2 separate regions of the Homo sapiens genome follow, and region 2 is linked to region 1. A link is a loop called in an ENCODE intact Hi-C map of the cell type or tissue named here. Cell type or tissue: Caco-2. All regions are shown on one strand. Links, peaks and the distances in the headings refer to the core of each region. The heading gives the core; the rest is flanking DNA.

Region 1 (8,329 bases), core at 171-8,170:
TGCAGGGAGGTGTGGAGGGAGAGGCGCAGGCGGGAACCGGGGCTGCGCTCGGCGCTTGCGGGCCAGCGCGAGTTCCCGGTGGGCGTGGGCTCGGCGGGCCCCGCAATCGGAGCAGCCGGCCCGCCAGCCCCGGGCAGTGAGGGGTTTAGTACCTGGGCCAGCAGCTGCCGTGCTCCATTTCTCGCCGGGCCTTAGCTGCCTCCCCGCGGGGCAGGGCTCGGGACCTGCAGCCCACCATGACTGAGCAGCCCGCCATGACTGAGCCGCCTGCCGGCGCCCCAGCCATGGGCTCCTACGCGGCCGGAGCCTCCCCGACGAGCGCCGCCCCCTAATCCGCGGTGCCCAGTCCCATCAACCCCCAAAGGGCTGAGGAGTGCCGGTGCACAGCGCGGGATTGGCAGGCAGCTCCACCTGCTGCCCGCTGCCGCATCCACTTGGTGAAGCCAGCTGAGTTCCTAAGTCTAGTGGGGACTTGGAGAACCTTTATGTCTAGCTAAGGGATTGTAAATACACCAATGGGCACTCTGTATCTAGCTCAAGGTTTGCAAACACACCAATCAGCACCCTGTGTCTAGCTCAGGGTTTGTGAATGAACCAATCGGCACTGTGTATCTAGTTAATCTGGTGGGGACTTGGAGAACCTTTGTCTAGCTAAGGGATTGTGAATGCACCAATCGGCACTCTGTATCTAGCTCAAAGTTTGTAAATGCACCAATCAGCACTCTGTGTCTAGCTCACGGTTTGTAAATACACCAATCGACACTGTGTATCTCGCTAATCTAGTGGTGACCTGGAGAACTTTTGTGTCTAGCTCAGGGATTATAAACGCACCAATCAGCACCCTGTCAAAACGGCTCAATCAGCTCTCTGTAAAACAGACCAATCAGCTCTCTCTAAAATGGACCAATCAGCAGGATGTGGGTGGGGCCAGAGAAGAGAATAAACACAGGCTGCCCTAAGACAGCAGCAGTAACTCACTAGGATTTTCTTACCACAGTATGGAAGCTTTGTTCTTTTTGTTTTTTAGGTCTGCACTGCCTTTATGAGCTGTAACACTCACTGCAAATGTCTGCAGCTTCACTCCTGAAGCTAGTGAGATACACGAACCCACCGGGGTGAACTAGCAACTCCAGTACATGCCGTCTTAAAAGCTGTAACACTCAGGCGAAGGTCTGCAGCTTCACTCCTGAGCCAGCAAGACCACAAACCCACCAGAAGGAAAAAACTCCAAACCCATCGGAACATCTGAGGGAACAAACTCCAGACACACCGCCTTTAAAAACTAACACCGCGAGGGTCTGCAGCTTCAGTCTTGCGTTAGTGAGACCAAGAACCCATCAATTCTGGACACACTATCAACTTTGTTTCTCCAAGGGTGCTTCTTAAACTGGATGATGCACACCCTAGGAGTGTGTGTGTAGGATGGGGTTTGAAGCAGTAGGGTAAAAAACCTAGCATACATTCTATTCCAGAGGTGTCAATTTACCAGACAACAGTTATTTTAAAACTTTTTTATGCAAAAACATGTTATAGGGTGGAATGCAACATTTTTATGGGCCTGTGGGCCATTTGTATACATCTTTGGAGAAATGGCTATTTAAGTACTCTGCCCATTAATTCTAAACTTAAAACTAAGACTTCAAAGTCCCTCTAAGGATTTTGCTGGGCCACATCCCAAGACCCTGAAGGGTATTACTTACTCGCCCTCTCCAAACTGCCGAAGTCGGAAGCAGGTGACAAAAAAGCTGACCCTGGAATCACCTTTTGTAAATTTCCCACCTCCAAGCTTTTCGATAGTTTGTAACACTGGCTCCTCTCCCCAAAAGCCTTTCCTTCAAGTCCCAGCAACTCTCCCTGACCCTGCTGGGAAGGCGCACCAATTACCTGTCATTCCAGGAAAGCTCATAGCATAAGATGATCCCATTGGTCATCTCCCAGAACCAGACTTTCTGAAAAGTCCTCAAGGACCAGCTAGTCCAATCCCTCACTGAATAAAGGAGAAGCAAAGTCTAGGGAGGTGAGGTGATTCGTTGTCCTCCTAATTAGCAGGTGAGCTCCTGGCAGGGCTGGGGTTTCATCTTCTGGGCTCTCTGCAAGGTCGTGCCCGGCACGGGCCAGGAACAATTTCATAAACTCGTCATCTAGACGGCCTTTGACTGACACCATCTCTCCGTGTGGAGGAGCCGCTGGGGTGCACGGGGCAGGTGTCGTCCGTTTCAAAGGTAAAATAACCCAGCTGCAGACCTCCAGAGGCCGACTAGAGCCGGGGTCAGAAAACAGGTTTTCCCTCTCGGGGACAGCGCCCAGGGGACCGGCATTAGAACATCGGCTGATGTTTCATCTGGTCAGGGAACCATCCAGCGCTTAGTACACCTGGCGCTAATCGGCGGGGATTAATCTCACACCCCGCAGCTGGCGGAAAGCAGCGGGAGGAGGCACCTAGCCCTGGGGTTGAGATCCCAGTTCCCGCGTGCGCAAACCACGCCCCTGTAGATTCTCGCTGCTGCGTGTTCGCGCGCGTCCCGGAGTGCGCATGCGCAGCGGCGGGGGTTGTTCCGGCTGCCTTTCACTGAGGGGACCCGCCAGTTTCTAACTCAGTGGCGTTTGCCCTGATTCCCGGGGCCTGGCTTTCAGCGTAGCAATTCTGCCGGCGAAGAAGGTGAGCGCAGTGCTGTGTGGCAGCAGAGCTCCTTAGGACGAGGAGCAGCGGGACGAGGAAGGGCAGACTGGTGAAATCGCAAACTGGGCGTCTGTTCCGGCGCCGGACCCCTATTTGCAAAGGTGGGTGGCCCGTCCGGAGCGGGAAAACATTCCGGAAGTGGAGGGCCGGGCCAGCGTGATTGACAAGCGGGAACCCCTGTGTGGGGACGGGTAGGCCTAGGAAGGTTGTGCCTGCGGTGGAACTGGGCGGTGCGCAGAAGTGGGCATTAACAGCAGCCGCGTGTCTGGGTCTTAGATTTGGCCCAGCTGTGTTGAGCTTTTCATGGATTATCTTACGTAGATAAGACACTGCAACAGTGAGTGAGCGCTTGTAACCCACCTGTCTCTTACGGAAACTGAGCCCCAGCGATGCTAACTTTAGCAAGGATACAGCTGGGATCCTAAACTTGGCAATCAGAGCCCAGAGCCGATAAAGTTAGCTGCATGAGTCTAGCTTCCCCCAGGGCGGGAATCGAGGCGGAGCAGGGTACAGTACGGAGGCCAGGAATGAGTGCACTTGACCAGATTGTTGACGGAAGTGTCATAAAAATGGACTTAAATGCTGATAAGCAGCTGTTTGGGTTCCACACAGGGTGCGAGCTCAGGATGCACGTTGGAGGGGACACAGGGCCAGAGCAAGGTGGGAATGCGGGTATTATGGGCCAGGCCATCCTCCAGCTGGTGGAGCACCGCAGTACTGCAGTGTGTGGCCCTGGCTTAACAGCAGTGCGGAAAAGCTTTTTTCTTGGGGCTGTGGTGCTTTCCAGGTGTGTGAAGTTAAAACATTTTAGGGCCATACGGTAGATAGTACCTGCCACATAGTTGTCTTGGTCAGCCCCGGCTGCCATGACAAAATACCATAAACTGGGTGGCTTAGACACAGAAATGTGTTTTCTCACAGTCCCAGAGGCTTGGGATGTCCAAGATCAATGTGGGGAGGACACAACTGAGCCCACAACAATAGTCTGTACTCAGTAATGAGTGATAATTGGGGACTGAAGAAAATGAACACGTTAAGAACTAATATGTTCCTGAAGTGCTTTCACAACTCTAACCTCGTTTTATGAGCGTGAGCTTTGCTGTCCTGGTGTGTGCCTTGGCACTGGGAGGTGATGGTTGTCCTCCACACAGCCAACCTGAAGAGGGCTGAACAAGTCACTGCAAATGTTTTTAATAGGGCTTAGTGAATCCGTTATACTCAGATTTATCTAAACCTCTATGATTTAGCCTGTGCTGCTTCTGGAATAATGAGATCCATAATTACCACTGATGGGGAAGTGAAATAATACTTACGTTTCTTCTGTATTGTTTAGTGTTGTCATTCTAGAGTTTGGTAACCAAGTCTGTCTTTTTTATCCCACTTATCCTGGTGGGAGGAAAAGTGAGGAGATAGAAAGTTTCAGGTGGCTTGGGGGTCTGGCAGATGTGGTTCAAATCCTGAGTTCAAGCACTTGCTGAGTGACCTTGGGCAAGTCATATAAGTTTACTGAGTCTCAGTTTCTTTCTCTATAAAATAGAGCTTATAAAAATACCACACAGGGTTTTTGTGGGGTTATCTGAAAACGGTTTGAAACCATTAAAGAACTGGCCATTTAACTAATAGGTATTCAAGTCATGGGACCTCCGTTACCCAGCCTCGGAAGAGAAACCTTCACTTACAGCCCCGATGTCTGGCTGGCTACTCATTCGTTCATCAGATTTTTGTTGAATGCCTATGAGGTGTCGAAGCACCTAGTTCTGAGTCCTGGAGCCAGAGAAGAGCAAGACAGACAAGGTTCCTCTATTTATGGAACGTATATTCCAGTGAGGAAGAATAAATAGGTTCAGATGGTGCTAAGAGCTATGAATAAATTAAATACAGAGTAATGTGATTTTTTAAAAGTGACTTAGAGCAAGCTAGGGGGTGAGGAGTGGGGGTGGTGTTTGACCACTGTCCAGCGGCCAGACAGCCGGAGAGGCTTCTCTGAGGAGGTGAGCCAAAGCCTGGATATTGAGGAGGACTCCTTCTCCAGGCCAAGGGGAGCAGCAAGTGCAAGGCCCGAGCTGAGTAGATGAGGCTGGGAGCCTGACCAGTCTCAGGCTGACCAGTGCTCTGTCTTGAGAGGAGCTGCTGGTCAGCTTTTTGTCTTGGGATTCAGAACGAGGAGACATGAAGACTTTTTACTTGGCAGTGGGAGCTGAAGCTGAAAGGTCCAGGGGCTGATGAGGCCACGTGTAAGCGAAAGTTTGGGATAAGCAGAAACCGAGTGCGCTGAGGGAGTGAGATTGTGGCTGTATCCGGCACCTGGCTGAGCAGGAGAGTGAACCCCGTGGGTGTGTGTTTGCTGGTGACGTTCCTGGAGCTGTCTTGAAGTCCGAGCTGCCTTGCAGCTTGTAGTCTGCCTCTGTTTTTGGCTTTCCCAGATAGTTTCAATTCTTACTCTCAGTTTGTGAACCTCCCTTCAGTGAACCTCCCTTCACTTATGCTGGATATCTCTTGCAACCGGATGAGCTTCACTAAAGCAGAGTCATTTGGACCTGGATTCGAATCCCTGGTTTTCCACTTTTTAGCTGTGACTTTGAGCAATTATTTAATTTCTGTAAGCATCAGTATCCAGTAGCTGTATCCTTATAGTGTTGTACAGATTAAATGAGATAATAAAAGCAAAAGACCACTGTAGAGTGTTTAACACATAGGAGGTACTCAAAAATTTGTTAGGTACCTTTCTTCCCCTTTCCTTCATGTGTTAAAGCTTTTTCAGTACATACCCCTCTCTCAGGATTGAATTGTAAATCATGTTTTTTGATTACCCTTCTTGTAATAATTCCTCTACCTCTGTAGTCATGTTTTTCTTTTTTCATTTTTTCTTGTCCCCAGAATGTCTAACAAAACAGCCAAATATACCTCTGTGAAGACAGAGGGTAAAATAATGCTAGTTCTGTGAGTTCTCTCTTCTTGTGCAAATCCATAAACTGCCACCAATCTGTAGTCATTTTAATTGCCCCTAAACCGAAGAGCATCGTGGCAACTACCTTTCCCCTCGTAAATAGAGTGACACTATCACTAGTCTTATTGAGGCCAAAGTTATAAAGATGGGCTCTCGATCTACTAATATTAGTAAAATGGGTTTGGGACTTACTAACATTTGTGCTTAGAAGAGACAGACCTGGCAAAGAGCTTGGAGAAGTGAGTTCCAAAGAGAGAGGTGTGGGAACCAGGATGGAAGAGTCAGGCCTCCAGATAGCGTTTACTTCTCCTTTCTTCCTTGAATCACTGTCTCAGAGATAATTAGGTTCAGGAGAGGAGAAAAAAAAAGATGACGTCAACGTGGAGCAGAGTTTTTCTTAGACCTTAGCCTAGCAAGGAAAGAGAAATGCCTGGTCTCAGTACTGGGAAGCTGTTCCAGCCAGAGCCCCGTGGCTGTGAAGAGAGCTCTCCTGTCTGGAACCAAACAGAAAGCTCATAGGTCTAGAGGCCAGAAAAGTTAGTAGGTGGTGGCTCTGTTCGGTGCTGGAAATGGAGGCCAGGATGAACTAAGAAGCAAACTAAAGATACTTGTAAGATAAGGACGTGTAGGCCGGGTGCGGTGGCTCACGCCTGTAATCCCAGCACTTCGGGAGGCCAAGGCGGGCGGATCACGAGGTCAGGAGATCGAGACCATCCTGGCTAACACGGTGAAACCCCGTCTCTACCAAAAAAAAAAATTAGCTGGGCGTGGTGGCGGGCACCTGTAGTCCCAGCTACTCGGGAGGCTGAGGCAGGAGAATGGTGTGAACCCGGGAGGCGGAGCGTGCAGTGAGCCGAGATTGCGCCACTGCACTCCAGCCTGGGCGACAGAGTGAGACTCTGTCTCGAAAAAAAAAAAAAAAAAGATAGGGACGTGTATGTTAACTTGCGCTATCCAAACAACAAGCTGTGCTTATGGTCCTCTGCCTGTGCGTCATGATTTTCCAGGACTTCACAACGGGATAAAGTGAAGTAGCTTCGGCTTGTGAATGTGCATTGCAGAGACGTGGGAGAAGAAAGCTGCAAAAGTCATTATAAGCAACACCCTTGATCTTAGGGGTGCTGGTCTGTGAGAAGAGAGCTCTAAGCCTTTTGTAGAGGCATTAGAAAGGTATCGGAGCCACGGTGAAATGCAGGGGAGATTGGGTTTAGGGGCTTTCCTGGTCTGCATTCTGCTACAGCCGTTAAATGCCGCTAGATGGAGTGCGTGATTCTGGTATGGCCTCACGTGGACCTGCTGCGAAGGATGGAGAGAACATGGTCTCTGCTTCCCAGAAAAAAGGAGAAATTTGGTAATAAGTGTGGAGACTGCTCTTAAATAATGCTCCAGATTTCAAGCCACTTCTTCCTGGACCATGAGAGAGCTCCCTAATGTTGTATTTATTTTTCCTAGGTCCATGGCTAATGAAACACAGAAGGTTGGTGCCATCCATTTTCCTTTTCCCTTCACACCCTATTCCATCCAGGAAGACTTCATGGCAGAGCTGTACCGGGTTTTGGAGGCTGGCAAGATTGGGATATTTGAGAGTCCAACTGGCACTGTGAGTATGAACAGTGAGAGATACTGAAAAGGACAACTTAACAGCAGCCGTACTAGCTTTTCCTGTTTGCCTATCCAGAGATTTTCATAGTTTGAAGTTGGGCAGAGTAGTCTCTGTTTATCTGAGTAATAGTCACTTCCTCTATTAAAGTCTTTTTTTTTTTTTTTTGAGACGGAGTCTCGCTGTGTCGCCCAGGCCAGAGTGCAGTGGGACGATCTCGGCTCACTGCAAGCTCCGCCTCCCGGGTTCACGCCATTCTCCTGCCTCAGCCTCTTGAGTTGCTGGGACTACAGGTGCCCGCCGCCACGCCCGGCTAATTTTTTGTAGTTTTAATAGAGACAGGGTTTCACCGTGTTAGCCAGGATGATCTCAGTCTTCTGACCTCGTGATCCGCCCGCTTCGGCCTCCCAAAGTGCTAGGATTACAGGCATGAGTCACCGTGCCCGGCCTAAAGTCTTAAACATAGCTCTGTGGTCTGAGAAAAATTAGGCTGAAGTCATTGGTGCCTACCTATTACGGTAGATGAGACGGCTTTCTTACCAACTCTTTTCCCTCCCGTTCCCCATCCTTCAAATATAATTCTAAGTTTTAGTCTCTGCTGAGTGAACCAGTGTGTTATGATTATGTTTTGAACATAATTTTGTCTTGAACAATATGTCTTAATATTCTGTTTTTTCTAGTTAATAATTGCCCTTTTAAAGTTAGTTTAGTTTTTAATATACCTATGCCAGTTCCTCCCACATCATCCAGTGGCCTCTCAATATGATTTTCCATACAGATAACTCCTGTCTTAGTCGGCCAGGACTGCCATAGTAAAATACCATAGACTGGGTGACTTAACAGGAATTTATTTTCTCACCATTCTGGAGGCTGGAAAGTTGAAGATCCAGATTCTGGCAGGGTTCTGGTTCTGGGGAGGGGGTCTCTTCCTGGCTTGCAGATGGCTGCGTTCTTACTGTGGAGCAAGAAAAGACGAGGAGGAGAAAAACAAATCTTTGGTGTCTCTTTCTCTTTTATGAGGACAAGGGCTGCTCCCTTATGGCTGCTCCGTTATGACCTCCTTTACCCTTGAAGGCCAGATCTGTAGTAGAGTCACATGGCG
Region 2 (8,329 bases), core at 39-8,038, 52 kb before region 1:
GGATGAGGAGACACAGCAACGTCCCTGTCACCACAGTTATTGAGTGCTTGCCCCGTGCCTTCAACAAGCCAGGGAAACAGACACATAACCAGATGATGCGAGTGCGATGCGTGTTTCGATAGGCACCGCGGAGGGCAGCCAGGTGCCTGGGAGCACTCACAGAGGAGCTCGTCTAGTTAAGATTACTTTCAGCTGTGCCCAAAAGAAACCCGACCACAGGGCTCAAGCACCGGGGTTCATATTCTCCACACAACAGGAGAAAGGAGGTCGGTAGCCCAGGGCGGACATGGTGGCTCCATGATGCCTTCAGGAACCCAGGACTTCCTTCTACTCTGCCTGAGCACGTGGGTTTCAGCCTAAGAGTTGTAATATGTGTCCCCATTCGCAGGTGCTGCATAGGAGTCCCAGGCAGGAAGTAGGCAAGCACATAGAAAAAGGGTAAAAGGCAGAAATGAGGCCAATCTCTTCCTTTTTAAAAGGAGATTCCTAAGAATCTCTGCCCAGCTGCTTCCTCTTACATCTTATTGACCGGCACTGGATCACACGAGTGCTTCTAGCTGCATGGGAGTCTTGGGATTCTAACAGGAGGAAGGAGAGGGCAGGCAGAGGGCAGCTGTGCAGCTTCTGCTGGAGACACCAAACCGTTGGTGGAGGGATTGGGGTGCTCAGAGAAGGCTTCCTGGAGGGTGTGACGGCAGAGATGAACTTAAAGGCCAAGTGGGGGTTACCCTGGGGAAGCAGGGCAGGGTTACAAGCATTCCAGGGACAGGAGGCAGCATCAGTGTTTTAATGAAAAGATGGCAGTTCCTATAACAAACTATAAACAATCAAATAAAGGCTTAAACACAATGGAAGTTTATTTCTCAATAACGGAAAGTCCAAATCCATGATGCTTTAAGTCAGGGACCCAGGTTCCTCCCATCGATGCCTCCCAATCTGCCATTGCTAACCTGGGGCTTCCACGATGGTCACACTCCTTGGAAGTGAGAAGAGCAGACAGAGGACATGTGGGAGGTTTGAGGGACAGGCCTGGAAGCAGCATGTGTCACTCCAGTGCAGAGTCCATTGGCCTGCGCCGGCTCCAATGGCTACCTCTCACTGCAGGGGCAGCGGGGAAATACAGCCTGGCTGTCTACCCAGGAGGAAGAGTAGCCAGTTTCTGCCACAGTGATAAGGTTAGAAAATGTTCAGTCGGGTGTGGAGTGATTATTTCTCCTGTGTACACAGCAGGTGGAGAGGGGAAGGTGCCCTAGATATTGGACAAGAAAACTAAAGTCATTGGAAGTTTGTCTTTTGCTCTAAACTTAAGGCCTTGGCTCTCTCATTTGTAAATCAGGCTCTTGGTGAATTTGGTTAGCATGAATTCATTCTCCAGCACCAACTTACTCCAAAGTGAGCTAGACTTGATGAGCTTCTCCAGACTAAGCACGAGATCTTCAGCTCATGAGTCTATCACGTGCAGTCTTCTGAGTCCCAGCTGCATCCCCCAGCTCACCTTCTTCATTTCTTGGTATGAAAATAAATCTGATTAGAGAGTCCACTGAAAACAACGTCCTCCACAGTAGCAGCTTCAGTTGGAAGAGATCTTTGTACACATCTAGTCTGATCCCTGCCCCATTAGAGGTCCCATAAGTGATGATCTAAGCCAGCAGTGAGCTTATCACCTCAAAATTTATTCTCTTTGGGATAGATCTAATTGTGAAAATCTGTTTTTCTTTATATACTGAGCTGAAATTTTTCAGTTTGTAAGTTCATTTCTCTAGAGCTACACAGGGTAAATGTACTTCAGCCACAGGAAAACCTTTTGAAACATTACACTTGCAGGAATTATAAACAAAATGTAAACATTCCTTACAATGAATTTCTCCTTTTCTTAACCATGTAAGGACTGTTCAATTTAAGACAAGAATATGATTGAGTGACTTTTGTATTGTAGGCAGAGGAATGAGGCTGACTGGAACAAGAGCTGAGCTTGTCTTTTAATCTTCTATTACACGGTGACTATCAGGAGCTGTGAAGGTTCTGAAATTTGACCTTATTTGCAAAGTTAACAAGTGAGTCTGCCATAGTTTCAGGATGCTGGCAGAAGATGTGAGATTCCTGGGTTAGAGATAAAGGGTGGTTAATTACTCATAGCAATAGCAGTAGCCTGAGCACCATCATTTTCTTGTGCTGGTTCCCCAAGTCCCAATTCATGGGAGACAAGCAGAGCCAGGTGACAACTCCATATACAGGGTGTGTTACAGGAGAGGAGCCCTGAGTTTAGGAAACCCCAATCTTTTATTATGGGCCATAAGTAAACCTGCTGAGCTTTGCCTAGGGGAAAACATGATCTTTATTGTACCGAACAGCAAACAAACCAGTCATTTCCTCCGGAGGGAGACACTACCTCTGTTTTCCAAGGCTGATCTCATGCAAACATCCTTGAAAAGATTATCCAGAGCAAAGACAGCCAGCTCTGCTGCTTGTAATATGTGCAGAAACAAGAGGCCCCTGGAGAAATGTCTCCCATTAGCATTCACGTTTGACTTCATTTCAACTCTTTCATAAAATATGCAAATCACCTAAACCTGTGCACTTATTTTTCTAAACCTCCCACCAAACCAAAATTCCATGCTAAAAGATACAGGAGCTATTACAGAAAAAGGAAAAGGGAAGGTGGGAGCTACATTATCTCATTATTTCCCTACTCAATTTTATTTACAAGTTTCTCTATTCTTTTCATTCACATCCAAGAGAGTGCTTTTCCTCCAAATAATGCAGATAGAAGAAACTGATTGGTAGCAATGCATGAATTCAACTGAAACTTTATATAGATTATATAAAAACTGGAAGCTTTGGTGGAGGGATCATGACAGACGAGAGGCAGGACTAGATTGCAGCTCCAAACAGAGCAGCATGCGAAGGCTTGCATTGTGAATTTTAGCTCCAGATTGACTGCAAGAACAGACTAGCAATCCTGAGAGGACCCACAGACCCTCTGAAAGAAGCAGACTGCTCCTGTAGGACCCAGGAGACCCTCAAATACTGTGAGTGCCCCAATGTGGAAGTGGGAAAGGGAGACCCTCCTCTCCCGAACACACACCCCTCACTGGAGAAGTTTCTGACTTTACCTGGAGGTGAGTCAAGTTAGAGAGCTGAGCCAAGCAAAATACAAGGGTAGAGGAAGCAGCAGAAAGGCGCTGGGAGCTCGCTGGATACCCAAGCAGCCCATTCCTGCCTGGTACCACAGGGATCCATCAGGAGGGTGGCAGAGGAGCAGGAGATAAAACTCCATAGGAAGGAGGACTTCTCTAGCTGAACTTTGTTACAATTTGCACGGGGCAAGAAGCCTCCTGGCCAGAACTCGGGGAAGGGCGTGAATCCGGCTTGCAGACTTCACAGACGGGGGAAGAACTAAAGCCCTTTTCTTTGGCAGCTGGGAGGTGGAAAGCCTGGGGCAAGTTTTCAAGTCCGACTTGCCCTCCACCCGGAAACAGACTCAGGGCTGTTCGTGGTGGGGCATGGTGGGAGTGAGACCAACCCTTCAGTTTGTTCTAGGGCCCCTGCCCACCACTGGTCCCTTGCCACACTAGTACAGCTGATGCTTTCTGGAAAATGCCACCTCTTGGCAGAAGGCCAACCATCACAAAAATAGAGTATTAAATCCCCAAAGCTAAGGTCCTTCACAGAGTCCACTGCACCCTCCGCCACCTCCACTGAAACAGGCGCTGGTATCCACGGCTGAGAAACCCATACATGGTTCACATCACAGGACTCTGTGCAGACAACCCCCAGTGCCAGCCCGGAGCTGGGTAGACTCACTGAGTGGCTAGACCCAGAAGAGAGGAAACAATCACTGCAGTTCAGCTCACAGGAAGCCACATCCACAGGAAAAGAGGGAGAGTACTACATCAAGGGAACACCCTGTGGGACAAAAAAGTCTGAACAATAACCATCAGCCCTAGACTTTCCCTCTGACACAGGCTACCCAAATGAGAAGGAACCAGAAAAACAACCCTGGTAATATGAAAAAACAAGGCTGATCAACCCCCCTCCAAAATTCCCACTAGTTCAGCAGCAATGGATCCAAACCAAGAAGAAATCCCTGATTTACCTGAAAAAGAATTCAGGAAGTTAGTTATTAAGCTAATCAAGGAGAGACCAGAGAAAGGCGAAGGCCAATGTAAGGAAATCCAAAAAATGATACAAGAAGTGAAGGGAGAAATATTCAAGGAAATAGATAGCTTAAAGAAAAAACAATAAAAAAAATTCAGGAAACTTTGGACACACTTTTAGAAATGCAAAATGCTCTGGAACATCTCAGCAATAGAATTGAACAAGTAGAAGAAAGAAATTCAGAGCTCGAAGACAAGGTATTTAAATTAACCCAATCCATCAAAGACAAAGAAATAGAATAAGTAAATATGAACAAAGCCTCCAAGACCGCCTGGTATTATGTTAAATGACCAAACCTAAGAATAATCAGTGTTCCTGAGGAAGAAGACAATTTTAAATGCTTGGGAAACATATTTGAGGGAATAATTGAGGAAAACTTCCCTGGCCTTTCTAGAGACCTAGACATGCAAATACAAGAAGCACAAATTTGGGAAATTCATTGCAAAAAGATCTTCACCTAACCACATTGTCATCAGGTTACCCAAAGTTAAGATGAAGGAAAGAATCTTAAGAGCTATGAGACAGAAGCACCAGGTAACCTAATCTATAAAGGAAAGCCTATCAGATTAACAGCAGATTTTTCAGCAGAAACCCTATAAGCTAAAAGGGATTGAGGCCCTATCTTCAGCCTCCCCAAACAATTATCAGCCAAGAATTTTGTATCCAGTGAAACTAAGCATCATACGTCAAGGAAAGATACAGTCGTTTTCAGACAAACAAATGCTGAGAGAATTTGTCCTTACCAAGCCATCACTACAAGAACTGCTAAAAGGAGCTCTAAATCTTGAAACAAATCCTGGAAACACATCAAAACAGAACCTCTTTAAAGCATAAATCACAAAGGCCCTATAAAACAAAAATACAAGTTAAAAAGCAAAAACAAAAAAACAAAAATAAACAAAGTAGGCAGGCAACAAAGAGCACGATGAATGCAACAGTACCTCACATTTCAATACTAACATTGAATGGAAATGGCCTAAATGCTCCACTTAAAAGATACAGAACCACAGAATGCATAAAAACTCACCAACCAACTACCTGCTGCCTTCAGGAGACTCATCTAACACGAGGACTCACATAAACTTAAAGTAAAGGCGTGGAAAAATGCATTTCATGCAAATGGACACCAAAAGCAAGCAGGGGTTGCTATTCTTATATCAGACAAAACAAACTTTAAAGCAACAGCAGTTAAAGGAGACAAAGAGGGACATTATATAATGGTAAAAGGCCTTGTCCAATAGGAAAATATCACAATCCTAAACATATATGAACCTAACACTGGAGCTCCCAAATTTATTAAACAATTACAAACAGACCTAAGAAATGAGATAAACAGCAACACAATAATAGTGGGGGACTTCAATACTCCACTGACAGCAGTAGACAGGTCATCAAGACAGAAAATCAACAAAGAAACAATGGATTTAAACTGTATCTTGGAACAAATGGACTTAACAGATCTATACATAACATTTCATCCAACGACCACAGAATACACATTCTATTCAACAGCAATGGAACTTTTTCCAAGATAGACCATATGATAGGTCATAAAATGAGCCTCAATAAATTTAAGAAAATTGAAATTATATCAAGCACTCTCTCAGATCACAGTGGAATAAAACTGGAAATCAACCCCAAAAGGTACCTTTGAAACCACGTAAATACATGGCAATTAAATAACCTACTCCTCAATGAACATTGGGTCAAAAATGAAAACAAGATGGAAATTTAAAAATTCTTCGAACTAAATAACAATAATGACACAACCTATCAAAAGCTCTGGGATACAGCTAAGGCGGTGCTAAGAGGAAAGTTCACAGCCCTAAATGCCTACATCAAAAAGCCCGAAAGAGCACAAACAGACGATCTAAGGTTACACGTCAAGGAACTAGAGAAACAAGGACAAACCAAACCCAAACCCAGAAGAAGAAAGGAAATAACCAAGATCATACCAGAACTAAATGAAATTGAAATAAACAACAACAACAAAAAATATCTCTACTTTGATGATTTTTTTTTTTTTTTTCTGAGATGGAGTCTTGCTCTGTCACCCAGGCTGGGGTGCAGTGGTGCGATCTCGGCTCACTGCAAGCTCCGCCTCCCGGGTTCACGCCATTCTCCTGACTCAGCCTCCTGAGTAGCTGGGACTACAGGCGCCCGCCACCACGCCTGGCCTCCTTTGATGATTTTAGGTCGTATCCCTGGGCTATGGATTCCTGTTAATCTGCCCGAGGCTTGGGCTGCCACACCTGCTTTGCATTTTGTGAAACTTCTTCTAACTTAGCTTACTCATCACGTCCATAGAGCCTTAGGCATGATAATTTTTGCTACTGTTTCCTTGGTCACACTAATGTCTTCTGTTGTGATGTCCTATGTAGCTTTGCATATTGCTATTCAAACAGCTCAGTATGTGGAGAACTGGACACACACAGCCAACCAAGCGTGGCTACTTCAGAATGGAATTAACACTGAGCTACAAACTGAAGTGGCAGTGTTGAAATCCATGGTTCTATGGTTAAGGGAACAAGCACAAAGCTTGCAGTTGCAGCAGCAATTGCATTGTCCTTTTAATCACACTCATATTTGTGTAACCAACTTAGAATACAACCGAAGTGAGTATCCGTGGGACCTTGTGAAAGCCCATTTGCAGGGAGCTTTCACATCCAACGTCACCTTTGATATTGGTGAATTACAAAACAACATTATTAATTTAAATGGGCAAACATAAGACTTTCAGCCTTCTTTAGAAGACTGGACCGAATTCCAGCAAGGCCTGGAGAGCCTCAACCCTTGGACCTATCTAAGGCACCACATTAACATCTTATATGTAGGTCCTGGAATAATGTTTTGTCTCTGTCTTCTGTTCATAGTCTGTAAAATCAGATGGACCATCAATCGGAAAATGAGAGCTGCCCAGTCTGGCCTTACATTCTTTCAATTAATACATAAACACAAAGGTGAGATGTTGGGAGCCAAAAAGGCCAAAGTGATTGTGACCAACTCACCATTCCACTGGAGGCTATATGATCAAACAGCAAACTGTTTATCATGAATGCAGGATGTGAGCAAACTCACATTGTGCCCGCTGCCAAAAGGTTTGCTGAGGGCCTCACTCCCTGGTGCCGGGCTCCTTGAAGTTATCTACTGGGAAATCTAGCACCTATTGTTCAAAGAATGCAGTCTTGCAAGCCTGCTGTGAATCTAACCGCCAGCTGAAAACCAGCCCCCGACTTCTCGCTATCTCTTTTGTCTAATAAATATGGAGGGCTGTGTAAAGCTCAGGGCTCTTGTCCACTAGAGGCAAGGTGCCCCCTGACTCCTTCTTCTAAACATATTCTTTCGTCTTTGTCTTTTATTCCTGCATTCGCCCCCATTTGTTCAGTTCCCCCAAGGTCTGGGCAGGTTACAAATCGCCACTAAAGAACTTACTCATGTAACCAAATACCACCTGTACCCCAATAACTTATGGTAAAATAAAATAAAATAATAAAAATTGAAAAAAAAACTAGAAGTTTTATATGACAAAAGATAAAATGAAGGACTGCATTAGAAGTCAGGTGAGAGACTTGGATAAAACATTTGCGACTTTTTAAATAGACCAAAGATTAATATCCAGGCTATTGCTCCTAACTGTCCCCCATCTGCAAAAAAATACCGACAAGCCCATAGAAAAAGGACAGAGAATCTGAATTAGTAATTCCTAAAAAGGGAAATGGAATGGGCTGATAATCTTTGAAGACGTGTTTAACCTCAAGCATTCAGCAGGTAGAAGCACATTTAGGGAATGAGATAGCCTCAATATATTGGTAAAAATGTAAAAGGCTGATAATAGCTGGCCTTGGTGAGGTTAGAAATAAGCACTTTCAATGTGAGGGATGGTAATATAAATTGACACAACCTTTTTGGAGGTCAGCTTCTTAGTTGAATCTCATGAGAATGCTACTTTAATATTTCTGGTAATAGTAAAATATTGGAAATAATGTAAGTAGCCATCAATAGGTAGATAGTTAAATAGACTATGATATGTCCATATTATAAAATATAGCTATACAGCTATTTTTCTTTTTTTCTTACATTTCCTCTGACCAGCTTTAAAATATATATGTAAATTCCCTTTATAATTTATTTTATTACAATTTATTTTTTTTTTTAGAGACAAGGTCTCGCT

Evidence for each region. Peaks named below come from ENCODE experiments on the same cell type or tissue, not always from the same donor. Only the 100,000 strongest peaks of a DNase experiment are listed, where the experiment ranks them.
Region 2: a loop joins it to region 1, with 4 times the contacts of the local background. A loop is called at or near these places in 2 of 110 quality-filtered maps.

What each region holds. Positions count from the first base shown.
Region 1 is chr12:31,071,311-31,079,639 of GRCh38, forward strand. It overlaps DDX11 (DEAD/H-box helicase 11), which reads left to right and starts at 2,550. Exons shown (of 27, transcript NM_030653.4): 1 at 2,550-2,781; 2 at 7,080-7,227. The coding sequence starts at 7,084. DDX11-AS1 (DDX11 antisense RNA 1) reads right to left here and starts at 2,537. Exons shown (of 3, transcript NR_038927.2): 1 at 1,885-2,537. RefSeq lists enhancers at 2,201-2,732, 2,605-2,714, 3,245-3,404, 3,265-3,794. In Caco-2, for the core only: a CTCF peak has its summit at 3,380; DNase peaks (open chromatin) are centred at 1,875, 2,511, 2,861, 3,411 and 1 weaker place; H3K4me3 peaks cover 2,819 bases.
Region 2 is chr12:31,019,930-31,028,258 of GRCh38, forward strand. It overlaps DDX11-AS1 (DDX11 antisense RNA 1), which reads right to left. Exons shown (of 3, transcript NR_038927.2): 3 at 834-2,100. Among named protein-coding and RNA genes, the nearest start is that of TSPAN11-AS1, 18 kb to the left of the region's middle. In Caco-2, for the core only: no CTCF peak of the experiment used is centred there; no DNase peak of the experiment used is centred there.